Regions from separate parts of the Homo sapiens genome. Here region 2 is linked to region 1. The links are chromatin contacts, found by Hi-C in ENCODE. All regions are on one chromosome and are shown on one strand. The core of a region is the stretch at or near the end of the contact, and the rest is flanking DNA. Distances in the headings are between cores, read along the strand shown. Region 1 holds the start of CUL2 (cullin 2). Region 2 holds the start of ZNF37A (zinc finger protein 37A).

Region 1 (7,537 bases), core at 1,008-3,507:
TGAAGTAATCTCCCAATCACTACCACAACTCCTTACCTTATTTCCCACACAGCACTTATTCTCTGAGATTATTTCTTATATACTGTCTGTCTCTCCATCCCAAGCCAGAAGTGACACTCCAAGAGGATAGAAATTTAATGGGTTGGACAGGTGTGGTGGCTCACGCCTATAATCCCAGCACTCTGGGAGGCTGAGGAGGGCGGATCATGAGGTCAAGAGATCAAGACCACCCTGGCCAACATGTTGAAACCCAGTCTCTACTAAAAATACAAAAATTAGCTGGGCGTGGTGACGTGCGCCTGTAGTGCCAGCTACTCAGGAGGCTGAGGCAGGAGAATTGCTTGAACTGGGAGGTTGCAGTGAGCCCAGATCGTGCCACCGCACTTCAGCCTGGTGACAGAGCGAGACTCCGCCTCAAAAAAAAAAAAAAAAAAAAAAGAAATGTAATGTGTCTTGTTTACCCTTGTAACCTTAATGCCTGCAGCCCTGCTTGACAAATAAACCAGGTGCTTAATAAATATCTGTCAACTGCCAGACAACGCAAAAATGACTTTAAAGAAGGTCCATAACGTTTAATCTAGTGACAAACTGGTGAGGGTAAAAGACATGGATAATCTTCACATTTATAGAACACTGAAAGCCACCAGCAAGGATGGAGAATGAAGAGTATTTCAGATGCAGGAGAACATCCAAATACTCAAAAAGCAATTGAAAAGGAATTTTTCCCACGCTATGTGCATGCACATTGTAGAAATGTTCCCCCAACTCATAAACAGCAATTGAAAAAAACAAGTAATTCAAAACACTGTGGGCTGGGCGCAGTAGCTCAGGCCTGTAATCCCAGCACTTTGGGAGGCCTAAGCAGGCGAATCACCTGAGGTCAGGAGTTCAAGACCAGCCTGGCCAACATGGTGAAACCCCATCTCCACTAAAAATACAAAATTAGCCGGGCATGGTGGCGCATGCCAGTAATCCCAGCTACATGGAAGGCTAAGGCAGAAGAATTGCTTGAACCCGGGAGGCGGAGGTTGCAGTGAGCCGAGATCGCACCACTGCACTCCAGCCTGGGTGACAAGAGCAAAACTCCATCTCAAAACAAAAAAACTGTGTACTTCTCTTATCTCACGCGACTCTTTTGGAAGGATCTTCCAGATACTGTATAAGGGCAAAAGAAGCAAAGTATAGCTCATTTGTTCATGTGTCTGTCTTGAAAAGGAATGTAAGATTCTAAAGGGTAGGCAACAGTGTTTTGAATGTTTTTAAGCGATTATTATGTAGTCAGTTGTCAATCAGATCAAAGTGATTATTTCCGATACTTTACTACGAAGGTAGGCTTGGCCAGGTCTAGTTCAAAGACGTTTATGTTGAACAGTCACAATCTATAGCGAACGTTAATATTTTGCATCTTATCTTCAAAATTTAAACGCCCAGGGTACTGGCCTTCAACTGTTAATATTAATCCATGGGGCAAAGATGTGGACTTAACATTAATAACAGTCTGCAATTCACAGATGTTTTATTTGCATGCACGTAATGGTAGGGAATGGTCCAGACTCTCTAGAGGGTAAGCAAGTGCTAGAAAGCGTGTGAGGATCTTATTTCACCAGACCCTAAGGGTTGAGACAAGAAGTCTAGCATGCACGTAGGATACTCCTCCCCAAAGCTATCAATCTTTGCAGTCTGCGGAAACAAAAGTGAAAACACTCGGGGTAAGGATGCATGAGATGCCCCCCCCCACACACACACACAAACACACAGAGTTGTGTATTCGTGTGAGCACGTAAATATGTAGAAGAATACACGCACTCTCACCTTCCCTCCTTCGAAGGAAAATGGGGCCGCGGGAGAGGCGGCCAAGATCGGGTTGGGGAGGCCCGGGATCCAGTCCAGGGGGTGGCAGGGCTTACGGGTCAGCGCTCTGGGGAGCCGAGGTCACTTACAGGATACCATCTTCCCGGGCCTCCCCCTTTCATCCCTCTCCCCACACCTCGTCGCCCCCAACTCCTCTCCTCCGCCCCAGCCCCGCCACCCATTAACCGGGAAGGGAAGTTTCCCGGCGCCTGCAGCCCGGCTCCCCGACCCTCAGCGGGGTTACCTTCTGCAGAAGCAGGGCAAGGGGCAGGGGACAAGGGGAGGGGGAGGCAGCCCGAAGGAGTGAAAGACGAAGCCCCGGCGAGGAAGGTGGGCGGAGGCGGCGGCGGCGGCGGCTGTCAGCTCGCGTTCCCCTGCTCACAGCGCTGCCATTACTGTGCGCCGAGGCCGCCTCCCCGGCCGGCCGCCGCCACCGGCCCCGGAGACGCGGGGGGTGGGGAGCGAAGCCCGGGGAGCCCGCGCGCCGACACTCACCTGTCTCCGCGAGGAAAGACAGCAAAGTCCAAGGCCGCCGCCGCTCCCCGGCGGGACAGGGGCGGTAGGGAGGGGGGGAAAGGGGAGAAGGACGGGCCGATCACGGGATCCGTAAAACAATCGTCCTCCTCTGCCTCCGGCTTTGCCCAACACACACCCTCCGGTCTCCTTCTTCCGCTGCTGCCAAATCCCCCCCGCCACCCGGAAAGCAATGGTACAGGCCGCGTTACGGCAAGCGCAGGGAGCCAAGCTTCGTGTGATTGCGAAAGGCCACGGAAATTAATATTCCAAGTGATTCCTTGCTGGGCTTGCTGTCAATGAGGCAATTGCGGTTCGCTGAGCTGATGGACACAGTACCCACCCACTACCCGTTAGTTCAGGGACTGCTAATAACAATATGTTGGAATGGTGCTTTCAACAGAAGTATGTTTTCCTTGTTTCAGACCTATGTGAATATCCTAAGACACCACAATCCTCTTGCCACACACTTCCATGGGCTTTGCAAATGATCAAAAATAAATTAGCAAAACTACTTTTCCTCTCTGACAAACTCTTTTTCTTGTTAGTTTTTATCTACAGAGAATTTCTTGGACATACATGTATTTTCGATAAAGAAACTTCACATCTTTTTCACTAATACCCCACCTTCACCAAGCCCCAAGCCTATCAGTTTGAAGGGTTTTCCTCCCTTGGAGTTTTAAACGGTAAAGCTGATAAAAATATAGAATTACTCATCACCTCCTCATATATGCAGGGCCACAGAGGAACAAAAGCCCGGCCTTAGTGCTTTTTGCCTTTCATATCCTCAAGAGCTCACCATCAGGGTCTTGTTCATTTATACGATTCAGCAAGCTTTTCCCTCCCATCCCTTCCTTCCAAACTGCACGAACCCTTCAAGGCCCATTTAAAACCCTGCCTCCAGACCTGATCAGTCCCTAGAGCCTTCCTCCTCTTCTAATCTGCTTCTCTTGGTACTTGAAGTCTCTACTCTTTATTTCAGTAAAGGGTTTTTATATACGAAATTCAATCCAACAGTATGTTTCCATTATGTGACCTTTTTTTCCTCCCATGTTTTCCCCCTTTTAATCTAGTGATTCTCAAAGTGTGGTCCCCAGACCTCTGGAAATCCCTGAGACCTTTACAGAGGTCATAAGGTTAACAACTAGTTTGTTAACAATGCAATATGTCTGGTCCTTTTTTTTTTTGGATACAGAGTCTTGCTCTGTCACCCAGGCTGGAATGCAGTGGCGGCACAATCTCAGCTCACTGCAACCTGCACCTCCCGGGTTCAAGTGATTCTCCTGTCTCAGCTTCCCGAGTAGCTGGTATTACAGAAGCCCGCCACCACACCCGGCTAATTTTTTGTATTTTGTAGAGACAGGGTTTCACCATGTCACCACATTGCCCAGGCTGGTCTTGAACTCCTGAGCTCAGGCAATCCACCCACCTCAGCCTCCCAAAGTGCTAGGATTACAGGCCTGAGCCACCGTGTCAGGCCCCCCCTGCTTTTTGTTTTGTTTTGTTTTTGTTTTTGACACAGGGTCTCCCTCTGTCGCTGAGGCTGGAGTGCAGGAGTGCAGTGGCCTGATCATAGCTCACTGCGGCCTCAAACTCCTGGGCTCAAGCGAGTGTACCATCTCAGTTTCCGAAGCAGCTGTGACTACAGGCGCGTGCGCCACCACACCCAGCTAATTTTTGTATTTTTGGTAGACATGGGGTCTCACTATGTTGCCCAGGCTCCTCTGGAACTCCTGAGCTCAAGCGATCTGCCCACCTCAGCCTCCCAAAAGTTCTGGGATTACAGGAGTGAGCCACCATGCCTGGCCTCCTCTGTCTTTTTGACTGAGTTTGTTTTTGTACTGATGGTGCAAAGGAATACGGACACTATTGATGCCTTAGCAGGGATCAAGACAGTGCCACCAACCTGTCCGGGTGGTCATTGGATCGCTGTATTCTTCACTGCCATACATTCCCAGTTTTTAAGGCTATTGATTTAGGAATATCCTGGATGAAGCGGAAGCATTAATTTTATTAAATTTTGGCCCTTGAATACAAGTCTTTCTAATACTCTGTGTGAAGAAATGGGAAGTACACATGCACTTCTGCATGCCAAAGTGGGATGGCTGTCTTGAAGAAAAGCACTTGTGTGGTTGACTTACAGGCTGAACTACCTGCATTTTTCATGGTGAAACTGCCTTTGCAAAACATGATAGTAAGAGGAATCTGACCTCATTGATTTAATCTTGCTTCTGACCTCCAAGGTGTTCCTGGTCATTCCTGGGCATAGGCCAACTTAATTTGGGGAGGAAGTTAGTTTATGGTTTAACTTGAAAGCTAAGTTCCTCCCTAAAACTACCCCTGCTCTTGCTTAGGGATGAAAAACCACCTTTGGAAGACTAATGAAAAGCAGCAAGAATAGGATTATGGGAGGGGTGTGAACTTTGCTAAAGTGTAGGCATATTTCTATTAATATACTCCCTTACTGCTCAGGGGTCATGTGGCCAGAGGTCACAAGATTTGTGACTTCCCCAGTTGCTCCTATAAATAACATCAGTATTGTACAACTTTAGATTGCTTTTTGAGATATTTTTCAGACTGACCCCACCTGGACTCGTGACTCATGACTCAGAACTGGTCCTATGGCCCCACCCAGAGGCAGGCTCAGCACTCAAGGACTGTTTTCCACACCCCTATGATTCCATCCCCAACCCATCAGCAGAACCCATTCTCTAGTCCCCTGCTCACCAAATTGTCCATAAAAACCCCAACCTCCAACCCAGGGGGAGACTGATTTGAGTGATAACTCCAGTTCTCCTATGTGACTGGCCTTGGGTCAATTAAACACTTTCTCTACTGCAATACCTTGGTCTCGGTGAATTTTGTCTGTGCAGTAGCCAAGAAGAACCCATCTGGCCATTACAATGGAAGGCCATTTTTACTTGAAAGAACAATTGACAGACTTGGTGGCTCATGCCTCCCAGCACTTTGGGAGGCTGAGGTGGGCAGATCTCTTGAGTGTAGGAATTTGAGATCAGCCTGGACAATATAGCAAAACCCCATCTCTACAAAAAATACAAAATTTAGCCAGGCATGGTGGTGTGTGCTGGTAGTCACAGCTTCTTGGGAGGCTGAGGTGGGAGAATCACTTGAACCTGGGAGGCAGATGTTGCAGTGAGCCAAGATCACGCCATACTGCACCCAGCCTGGGCAATAAAGGCAGACCTTCTCTCAAAAAAAAAAAAAAAAAAAAAAGAAAAGAAAAGAAGAAGAAATTACCACTTGTTGAATTTCACTATAGTATCAAAGAAGAATATCCATAATTATCCAAAAAGACTATTTAATTTTCTTTCAAAGGCCTGAGTTTCTTCATATATTTCAACCATAGAGAACCTAGCTATCTTCTATTAAATCAAATATTTAGAGAGTTGCAAAAATACAAAAGCAATCCTTTTCCTCTGATCAAATTTTTTTTATTTTGGAAAATATGGTTATTTTTCATAAAAGCATGCAATTTATGTTAAATGTGTTTGGTTTATTATTTTTAAAATTAATCAGTAATTTAAAAATTTTTATCCTTTAAATTTCTAATACAATAACTATTTATAGATAGATAGTTTCCTGAGGCCTCCCTAGACACTGAGCAGATGCCAGGATCGTGCTTCTTGTACAGCCTGCAGAACCATGAGCCAATTAAACCTCTTTATTTCATCAATTACACAGTCTCAGGTATTTCATTATAACAATACAAGAATGGCATAATACAATAGATATAACCCACATGAACATAAGCTCTTCTAAGTCCTCGATAATTTTTTTTTTTTTTGAGATGGAGTTTCGCTCTTGTTGCCCAGGCTGGAGTGCAATGGTGCGATCTTGGCTCACTGCAACCTCCGCCTCCCAGGTTCAAGCTATTCTCCTGCCTCAGCCTCCCGAGTAGCTGAGATTACAAGCACGTGCCACCACGCCCAGCTAATTTTGTATTTTTAGTAGAGATGGGGTTTCACCATGTTGGTCAGGCTGGTCTTGAACTCCTGACCTCAGGTGATTTGCCCGCCTGGGCCTCCCAAAGTGCTGGGATTACAGGCGGGAGCCACTGCACCCAGCTAGAGTAATTTTTAAGCGTGTAAAGAAACTGAAAAGTTTGAGAACCACTGCTCTAACTCATGAAATTCCTTCACTCTCATCATGTTCCTCTTAACTCTGGTTGGAAATGTGATCGAGCGTGAAGGGTGCCAACCATGAATCACTATAACAGCCCCCTTTATTTCTAAATTCCAGAGATTGCCCCCACCTCTTGACAGTTTACCCAAACTCTACAGTAGGGAAATAATATTCGTAAAATAGTTATTAGCATCCAAGCCCTTAATATCAAAGTGAAATTACTTCTTTTCCAGAAAAAAAAATTCTTTCTGGGTAACCCTTTAAGTTACCACTTTTAGCATTAGTTGGTCCTTACTCCCCAAACAAACCTCAAATCCTAGTTCATCTATGATTGCTTTCCTTGTTTTACTTTTTAGCTAATGCTACATTTTACAAAACTGTGTTTTGGCCTTGTATGTTTATTTAATTCCTTTATAATTGTTTCTGACTTCAAAAGTAATGTTGGCGGGGCACAATGGCTCACACTTGTAATCCCAGCACTTTGGGAGGCTGAGGCTGGTGGATCACTTGAGGTAAGGTGGATCACTTCGAGACCAGCCTGGCCAATATGGTAAAACCTTGTCTCTACTAAAAAAATACAAAAATTAGCTGGGCATAGTGCTGCATGCCTGAAATCCCAGCTACTCAGGAGGCTGAGGCAGGAGAATCACTTGAATTCACAAGGTGGAGATTGCAGTGAACCGAGATCATGCCACTGCACTCCAGCCTGACAATAGAGCAAGACTCCATCTCAAAAAAAAAAAAAAAGAAAGAAAGAAATACATGCTTTTTGTAAAAACTACCTCTATTACAGAAATAGAGAATCATGTTTGGGTTGATGTACATAACTCACAATTTATTTCTATGAATATGATTAAATATATTTTTATACGTATCAGAACATATAATATATATGCTATTTTGTAGTCAGCTATTTGTACTTCTCTGATTTTGATCTTTATGAAAATGCAAATAATTATTTTGTGTGTGTGTGTATATATATTTTTGAGACAGAGTCTCCCTCCGTTGCCCGGGCTGGAGTGCAGTGGTG
Region 2 (7,537 bases), core at 1,638-4,137, 3.0 Mb after region 1:
TCACTAACTATAATCACCATGAACAAGTAGCCATGAACACTATAGTCAGCAAACACACACACAGACACATAACACGAGTTGGAGGAGCCTGCAGGCTGCAGTGGTGAGGCAAGAGATTAGTTGGATCATCAGGTGGAGGAATGGTGTTAGAGGGGACAGGGAAGGGCATGGCAGGACAAAAAAGTTCTTGGCTTCTCTTCTGGAAAGATTTGTTGCTGAAGTGGCTGTTTTCTTAAGCATCAATATTTGCATCTAAAAGTTCAAGCAGCTGCCTTCAGGTTCCGGAGGCTTCCCACTGGAGGGCTGCACTTCATTCAGCTCTCTGCTTTCTGGAGTTTTGCTGCATTTGCAGTGATGAGGTTCTCCACCTGGGCTTCCTCCTCCCCTGGGGTCCCGGGCTTCTGATTGAAACTCCACTTGCATCTGCAACCTAGGATAAGGAAGATCCCAACGGAGAAGAGGACCACAGCACATACCAACCCCTGAATCCTCAGGGTCTGTTAGTCATAATGAAAATGGTCAATTTCCTTCTCCTACTCAGCTGCACTGGCCATGACAATGAGGGCCAACAGGCTGCATAGGAATATCAGCACCACCTCCATGGTGCCTGCACAGCCAGTCCCCTTCCTGAGATGATCCCAGGAGGATGTGTCGAGTCCCAAGGAGCCTAAGAGTGGCATGTCCCTAGTTTTCAATCTCTTTAGGGATAGGATTATGCAAATTGAAAGAAGAGCAAACAATGTTACTGAAATAATCCATGGCATAATGGAACCTGAATGCATTAAAGAAATAATGGAGGGCAGGAGAGGTGGCTCACATCTGTAATCTCAGCACTTTGGCAGGCTGAGGCGGATGGATCAATTGAGGTCAGGAGTTTGAGACCAGCCTGGTCAATATGGTGAAACCTAGTCTCTACTAAAAACAGGAAAAATTAGCTGGGCGTGGTGGCATGTGCCTGTAATCCCAGCTACTGGGGAGGCTGAGGCAGGAGAATCACTTGAATCTGGGAGGCGGAGGTTGCAGTGACCCGAGGTCTTGGCACTGCACTGCAGCCCAGGTGACAGAATGAGATCCAGTCTAAAAAAAAAAAAAAAAAGAAATAATGGAATATTCACAAGTGTCAAGACTGTTTCTTAAAATGCAAAAGCATTAGGCTGGGTGCAGTGGCTCATGCCTGTAATCCCAGCACTTTGGGAGGCCGAAGCGGGCGGATCACGAGGTCAGGAGTTCGAGACCAGCCTGGCCAACACAGTGAAACCCGATCTCTACTAAAATTACAAAAATTAGCCGGGTGTGGTGGCACAAGCCTGTAGTCCCAGCTACTTGGGACGCTGAGGCAGGAGAGTCGCTTGAACCCAGGAGGCGGAGGTTGCGGTGAGCCGAGATCATGTCACTGCACTCCAGCCTGGGTTACAGAGCCAGACTCCATCTCAAAAAAAAAAAAAAAAAAAAAAAACATTATGAGCAGGAAAATAAATTGTGTCTCGAAGTGATAATCATTGTTGTACTTACCATGACTGTCTTCTGAAATGCATCTCAACCCTTGAATAATTTGATTCTTTTACATGGATGGTACTAAATGCTTTTCCAGCATGGGAACAAGTGGGATTATCATCAGTGGTGGTAAAGAAGGGAATAGAAATGGAGAAAAATGCTTCTTTTTTGGTCAGTGGACATTTATTTTTTATTTTTATTTTAACTTAAACTTCAATAGCTTTTGGAGTACAAGTGGTTTTTGGTTATGGATGAATTATAAAGTGGTGGATTCTGAGATTTTAGTGCACCTGTCACCTGAGTAGTGTACACTGTACCTAATGTATAGTTTTTTTTTTTTCATTTTTGAGATGGAGTTTTGCTCTTGTTGCCCAAGCTGAAGTGCAATGGCGCGATTTCAGCTCACTACAACCTCCACCTCTCGAGTTCAAGGGATTCCCCTGCCTCAGCCTCCCAAATAGCTGGGACTGCAGGTGTGTGCCACCACGCCCAGCTAATTTTGTAGTTTTAGTGGAGACGGGGTTTCACCGTGTTACCTAGGCTGGTCTTGAACTCCTGACTTCGTGATCCACCCGCCTCCGCCTCCCAAAGTGCTGAGACTACAGGCGTGAGCCACCGCGCCTGGCCATGTGTAGTTTTTTTAACCTCCGGCCTCCTTCCTACCAGCCCCTTCTGAGTCTCTAAAGTCCATTATATCACTCTGTATGCCTCTGCGTACTCATAGCTTAGCTCCCACTTATAAGTGAGAACCTACGGTTTTTGGTTTTCCACTCCTGTATTACCTCTGCCTGTGAACTTTAAAAAGTTATCGTGATCAAGAGATCCTGCATACTCCTGAAGAATGGAAAATGCATGTTTGCCATGCAAGATGGTATTACGTGGTTTAACAAATAAAATTTGAAGAGCAATTCCGAGTTATCTTTACGACAGCTTACAGGCTGGTAATGCTCATGTCCAGCGTGTTTTCTCACGGTTAGCGTCCAATGGACCAGAAAGGAGCAAGTGAAGCTCTCCACACTGGCGCAAGTGTAGGTGGTGCTGCGGCAGCGTCGCGGGGCCACAGGAACCGACCTCGTCTGGAGAAATTCCACTCGTGAATTCTGCCAAATGAGGAAGTGTTGAGGACGGCCAAATCATCAGGGGGATGTAATTCATGAGAAAGCTGTGTAATTTAAATACTCATAATTTATTTCAGCTAACGAATAAAACTGCAGTACTGCACTTGCCGCATCTGGGAACTAACTGCCCAATGCGGCTGAAACCTCATGCCCTTTCAAAAGGAGTGGCGCGAGGGCTTGTGGGAAATGTAGTCTGCACTTTCTAAGGGAGCGGCGCGAGGGCTTGTGGGAAATGAAGCGTGCACTTTCTAAGGGAGCGGCGCGAGGACTTGTGGGAGATGTAGTGTGCACTTTTCGGCCCCCGTCGCGGGAGCCGCTTCGGGCCTTCTGGGCATGTCTGCCATATGGCTCCAGGTTTGTTTTTCTCCCCGGCACTCTGACGGGGAGGGCTCCCGGCATCTCCTGGCGTCCGGGTAGAGGACGCGGAGGGTGAGTAAGGGAGGGCAGGGGCGAGGGTGGACTGGGGGTTCCGCGCGGCCTGGGGGTGGGAGAGAGGGAACGCCTTTGCCGCCTGGCCTGGGTCCGAATCCTGCCTCGGTTCTTGTGCTCCCAAAGGGAATGCGCAAGTCCCGCGCCTGTGACAAGTGAGGTTGGATTTTCTCTTCCCTGAGGTGAAGGATGCCCGGAGGCCTCCGCAGGACGGCGCAGAAACGGGCCTTCTGCCCAATAGATGCGCGCTTCTCTCATTCTTTCCCCTCAGAATCTCGCTGTCCTCACAACCACCTGTGGTCGGCGTCGCCGCGGTGTCACTGCGATGCCGAGGCGAATGGGGTGGGGGGAAGCGCCCGCGGGGCGGGGAGGGACCCTGCAGGCGCGGACTCCACACCCAGCCTCTGGCCAGCGTCACTCGGCTTGCTGTGTCCTCGCAGGTCGCAGCTTCATTGCCTGATGTCTTCGGGAAGTATTTTGAAGTCATCGTGGCTGTGGATTGGGGAATTTCTTGTTTCCACTGACCTGTGAGGCCGCGCACGCGGAGGGAGGCACCCCAGGCCCTCCGGCACTGTCCAGCCTCGCCTGTGTCCCCATTAGCACCAGTGGGCATTTTCAGAGGGTCCAGCTCATGGCTCAAGTGACAGGAAGATGTAGGAGCTTTCTGTCTTGAATGAGGATTCGAACCAAAGGGCTTAGGCCCAGCTGTCTTGGAGCAAAGCAGCTGTTGTGGGGTAAGAAGGGAAGGGTGGGGGGCGAGGGCCCAGGGGCCCTCCTAGGAGGACACCCAACCCGTTGGGCTGACACCTCACTAGAGATCTAGAGCACGGGTGGGAGGAGCAGAGGCTCGATTTGTGTCCTTTCCAGACCCCCACAGGCTGGGAGCTTTGTGCCCATTCAGATGTGGGGGCAGAAGAGGGCAAGGCCGAAGGAGCAGACAGCACCGCTTCTTGGGGAGTTGTGAAGGCATCATGCGGAGGGAAGAGCTTAGCAGCCAAGTGGAGGACAGCACCCTCCATGCCTGGATTCGTTACTCGCTCGTTCTAGATGCTGAGCTGCTGGCGCACTGCAGCACAACTAGAGATGTACGGATGCCCCCATCTTGATCTTACAGAATCAGAGGTACAGCCGCGAGAAAGGTCTGTAAGTTATCTATTTACGCTTTATTTAAAAGATGGGATGGGGTGGGGTGGACAGGAAACGAGCTTAACGTGTTAAGTTACTGATGACATTGACACATTTTGTTGTGGCAGAGTCAAGAACAGACAGAGTCGCTTGAGGACTCAGGAGGGTGTTTGCTGCGTTGACAACAGAGTAAGTAAAAATCAGTTTGCTTTTTTAAATCCAAAGATTGTTTTGAGAACCTCAAATCAAGTTAGAGCAAGTTCGTTTTCCTTCCAAAAAAACTGGGCTGGGCTGGGCACGGTGGTTCACGCCAGTAATCCCAGCACTTTGGGAGGCTGAGGGGGGTGGATCAAGAGGTCAGGAGTTCGAGACCAGCCTGGCCAACATGGTGAAACCCCGTCTCTACTAAAAATGCAAAAAATTAGCCGGGTGTGGTGGTGCGCACCTGTAGTCCCAGCGACTTGGGAGGCTGAGGCAGGAGGTTGCGGTGAGTCGAGATCATGCCATCGCACTCCAGCCTGGGCAACAAACAGGGCAGGACTCTGTCTCAAAAAAGCAAACAAACAAACAAAAAAAACTGGGCTGAAAAATACCACATCGCTTTTTTCAAAACCTTGTTGGGATTCTCTGGTTTGTAATAAAGATTAAAACCTGAGTATTTTTGTTTAGCATCAGTTTTAATGAAAGTATTATGTTCCACTCTTTGGCTTTTCCTAACTTGCTTAATTAGTTTAATATATCGGTTTGCATACTCTGTTAGAGTACAGCATAAATTGTTTTTAAGTCAGTAGAAAACAAACGTTTTTACATTTGAAAACTAATGAGTCCAAGCAGTACATAATCATGCCAGAGTCATGCATGGGCGTGTGAGTATCTCCCTTTCAGAGATGTTTTGCCGGCTGCGAAGTGGACCTTTTAAGGCAAGTGACATCACTCATGATCTTTTCTTATTTCTCAGCTACACCCTCACAGTTTGCTCTGCTCTTCCAACACCAGTGGAAGATGATCACATCCCAGGTAAGTTGTTTATTTTTTCACCGTTTTGCTTAAAAGTAATTATTGAGGTTTAAAAAATGTCTATACATTCATATGAAAGTAGAAATAACATCAGGGAAAATATAGAGGAGAGGTCACATTACATTTCATGGGTCAAATGCAGCCTGCCGCATGTTTTTTTATGGTCCACAAACGAAGGATGGTTTTTATATTTTTAGGTGGCTGAGGGAAAAAAAACAAGAATTATATGAAATTCAGATTTCATTATATATAAAGTTTTATTGGGACTCAGCTATACTCATGTATTTATGTGTTGTCTGTTGGTACTTTCATACTATGAGGGCAGAGTTGACTGGTTGCAGCAGAGACTGTAATGGCCCACAAGCCTAAAATATTTACTGTGAGACCCTTTACAGAAAATGTTTGCTGATTTCTGATAAAGAGTTGATGAAGAGTAAAACAAAAATGTCATGTAAGTGAATGCAGATCTTGTGATCTCACAGAGTTGTGAAACTGGAACATAAAACAGTTTGTCAATGGGCTTTATTAGGTGACACTGTGAAACTTCTGATGACAATCTTGCAGTTACATGAAAAAGTAGTACAACGAAGTGAATAATTCATGTGCAGTCCAGGGGAAAACTTAAGCGATATCAAGAGAAAGTATGTGATTAAAAAATTCAAATAGGCCGGGCTAGGTGGCTCATGCCTATAATCCCAACACTTTGGGAGGGCGAGGTGGGTGGATCATGAGGTCAGGAGTCCGAGACCAGCCTGACCAACATGGTGAAACCCCGTCTCTACTAAAAATACAAAAATTAGCTTGGCATGTTGGCGTGCACCTGTAATCCCAGCTAGTCAGGAGGCTGAGGCAGGAGAATCGCTTGAACCCAGGAGGCGGAGGGTGCAGTGAGCCGAGATTGAGATTGCACCACTGCACTCCAGCCTGGGTGACAGAGTGAGACTCTGTCTCAAAAAAAAAAAAAAAAAAAAAAAAAAAAAAATCACATGAATTGTGTAGCATTAGGACTTATGGTTGTTTAAAGAAACAGTCCTGGTAGGCTAGGGTGATCATGGGTTGTTAGGATGTGGCAGGCTTTGTGACAGCCCTAGAGACTGGGCAGAACTGGAATATTTGCAATAACTTTCAAGAGATTCTACCTAAAAAAAAAATTATGGTAAAATACACATCACATGAAATTCACAATTAAGCCATTTTAAAGTATAGAATTCAATGACTTTAGTACGTTCACAATGTTGTACCACCATAACCACCATTTATTTCTGGAATATTTTCATCACACCAAAAGGAAACATAGTACCCTTAATAAGCAGTGTTGTAACTTAATAAGCAGTTGCTCCCTTTTTCCCCTCTGCTCCAGCCCCTAGCAACCAATAATCTCCTGTCTTTATAGATATGCCTGTTTTAGATATGGCATACAAATGGAATCATACAATTTGTAGCCTTTTGTGTCTGATCTCTCACTTAGAATAATGTTTTCAAGACCCATTTATGTTGTAGTTGTATATCAGTACTTTGTCCCTTTTTATGACTGAACAATATTCTATTATATGGATATACCAACTTTTGTTTATCCATTCATCTGTTGATGGACATTGGGGGTCATCCTGTGTTTCGCTATCGTGAATAGTGCTCCTATGAGCATTCATGTACAAATATTTGTTAGAATACATGCTCTCAGTTGTTCTGGGTATATACCTACGAGTGAAATTGCTGGGTCATATGGTAAGTTTACGTTTAATTTATTGTGAAACTGACAGTTTTCCACAGCAGGGTGCTTTGCAATCCATAGGAATTTTTAGTTAGCTTTTCTATTTCTGCAAAAAAGTATGTTGAGTTTTTGATAAGTATTGCATTGGGTAAGTATTGGAGTGGGTAATAACACTTTGGGGAGTGTTATCATCTTAATATTAAATCTTATAATCCATGAATGTAAGATTTTTTTCCCCTAGGTCTTCTTTCCTTCATTAATGTTTTGTAGTTTTCAGTGTACAAGTGTTGCATATCCTTGCTTAAATTTATTAGTTTTTCATTTAAATGCTATTGTAAATTATATGAAATTCAGACTTCAGTGTCTATAAAGTTTTATTGAGACTCAGCCATACTCATGTATTTATGTATAGTCTGTGGGTACTTTCACACTACGAGGGCAGAATTGACTGGTTGCAGTAGAGACTGTAATGGCCCATAAGCCTAAAATTTTTTTGTTTAAATGCTATTATAAGTGGAATTGTTAATTTGCTTTTTGACTGTGCACAACTAATTTTTGAGTGTTGATCTTGTATCCTGTAATTTTGCTGAATTTGTTTCCTACTTGTAGTAGTTCCTTTGTGGATACTTCAGTATTTTTTGCA

What was found. Hi-C counts contacts between places; a loop is a spot of excess contacts on that map. Pooled maps may share reads with other maps.
Region 2: a loop to region 1 is called in a map of B cell, with 5 times the contacts of the local background. The contact joins the promoter of ZNF37A here to the promoter of CUL2 in region 1. A Hi-C loop is called at or near these places in 3 of 168 maps with a recorded cell type or tissue (B cell, CD8-positive, alpha-beta T cell and naive thymus-derived CD4-positive, alpha-beta T cell) and 12 of 50 pooled maps.

What each region holds. Positions count from the first base shown.
Region 1 is chr10:35,088,084-35,095,620 of GRCh38, forward strand. It overlaps CUL2 (cullin 2), which reads right to left and starts at 2,258. Exons shown (of 21, transcript NM_003591.4): 1 at 2,096-2,258. RefSeq lists silencers at 2,029-2,158, 2,179-2,378, 2,432-2,620 and an enhancer at 2,539-2,678.
Region 2 is chr10:38,091,450-38,098,986 of GRCh38, forward strand. ZNF37A (zinc finger protein 37A) reads left to right here and starts at 2,888. Exons shown (of 8, transcript NM_001324250.3): 1 at 2,888-3,041; 2 at 3,482-3,775; 3 at 4,089-4,180; 4 at 4,295-4,355; 5 at 5,125-5,183. The coding sequence starts at 5,169. It also overlaps the pseudogene FXYD6P2. RefSeq lists an enhancer at 2,842-3,031.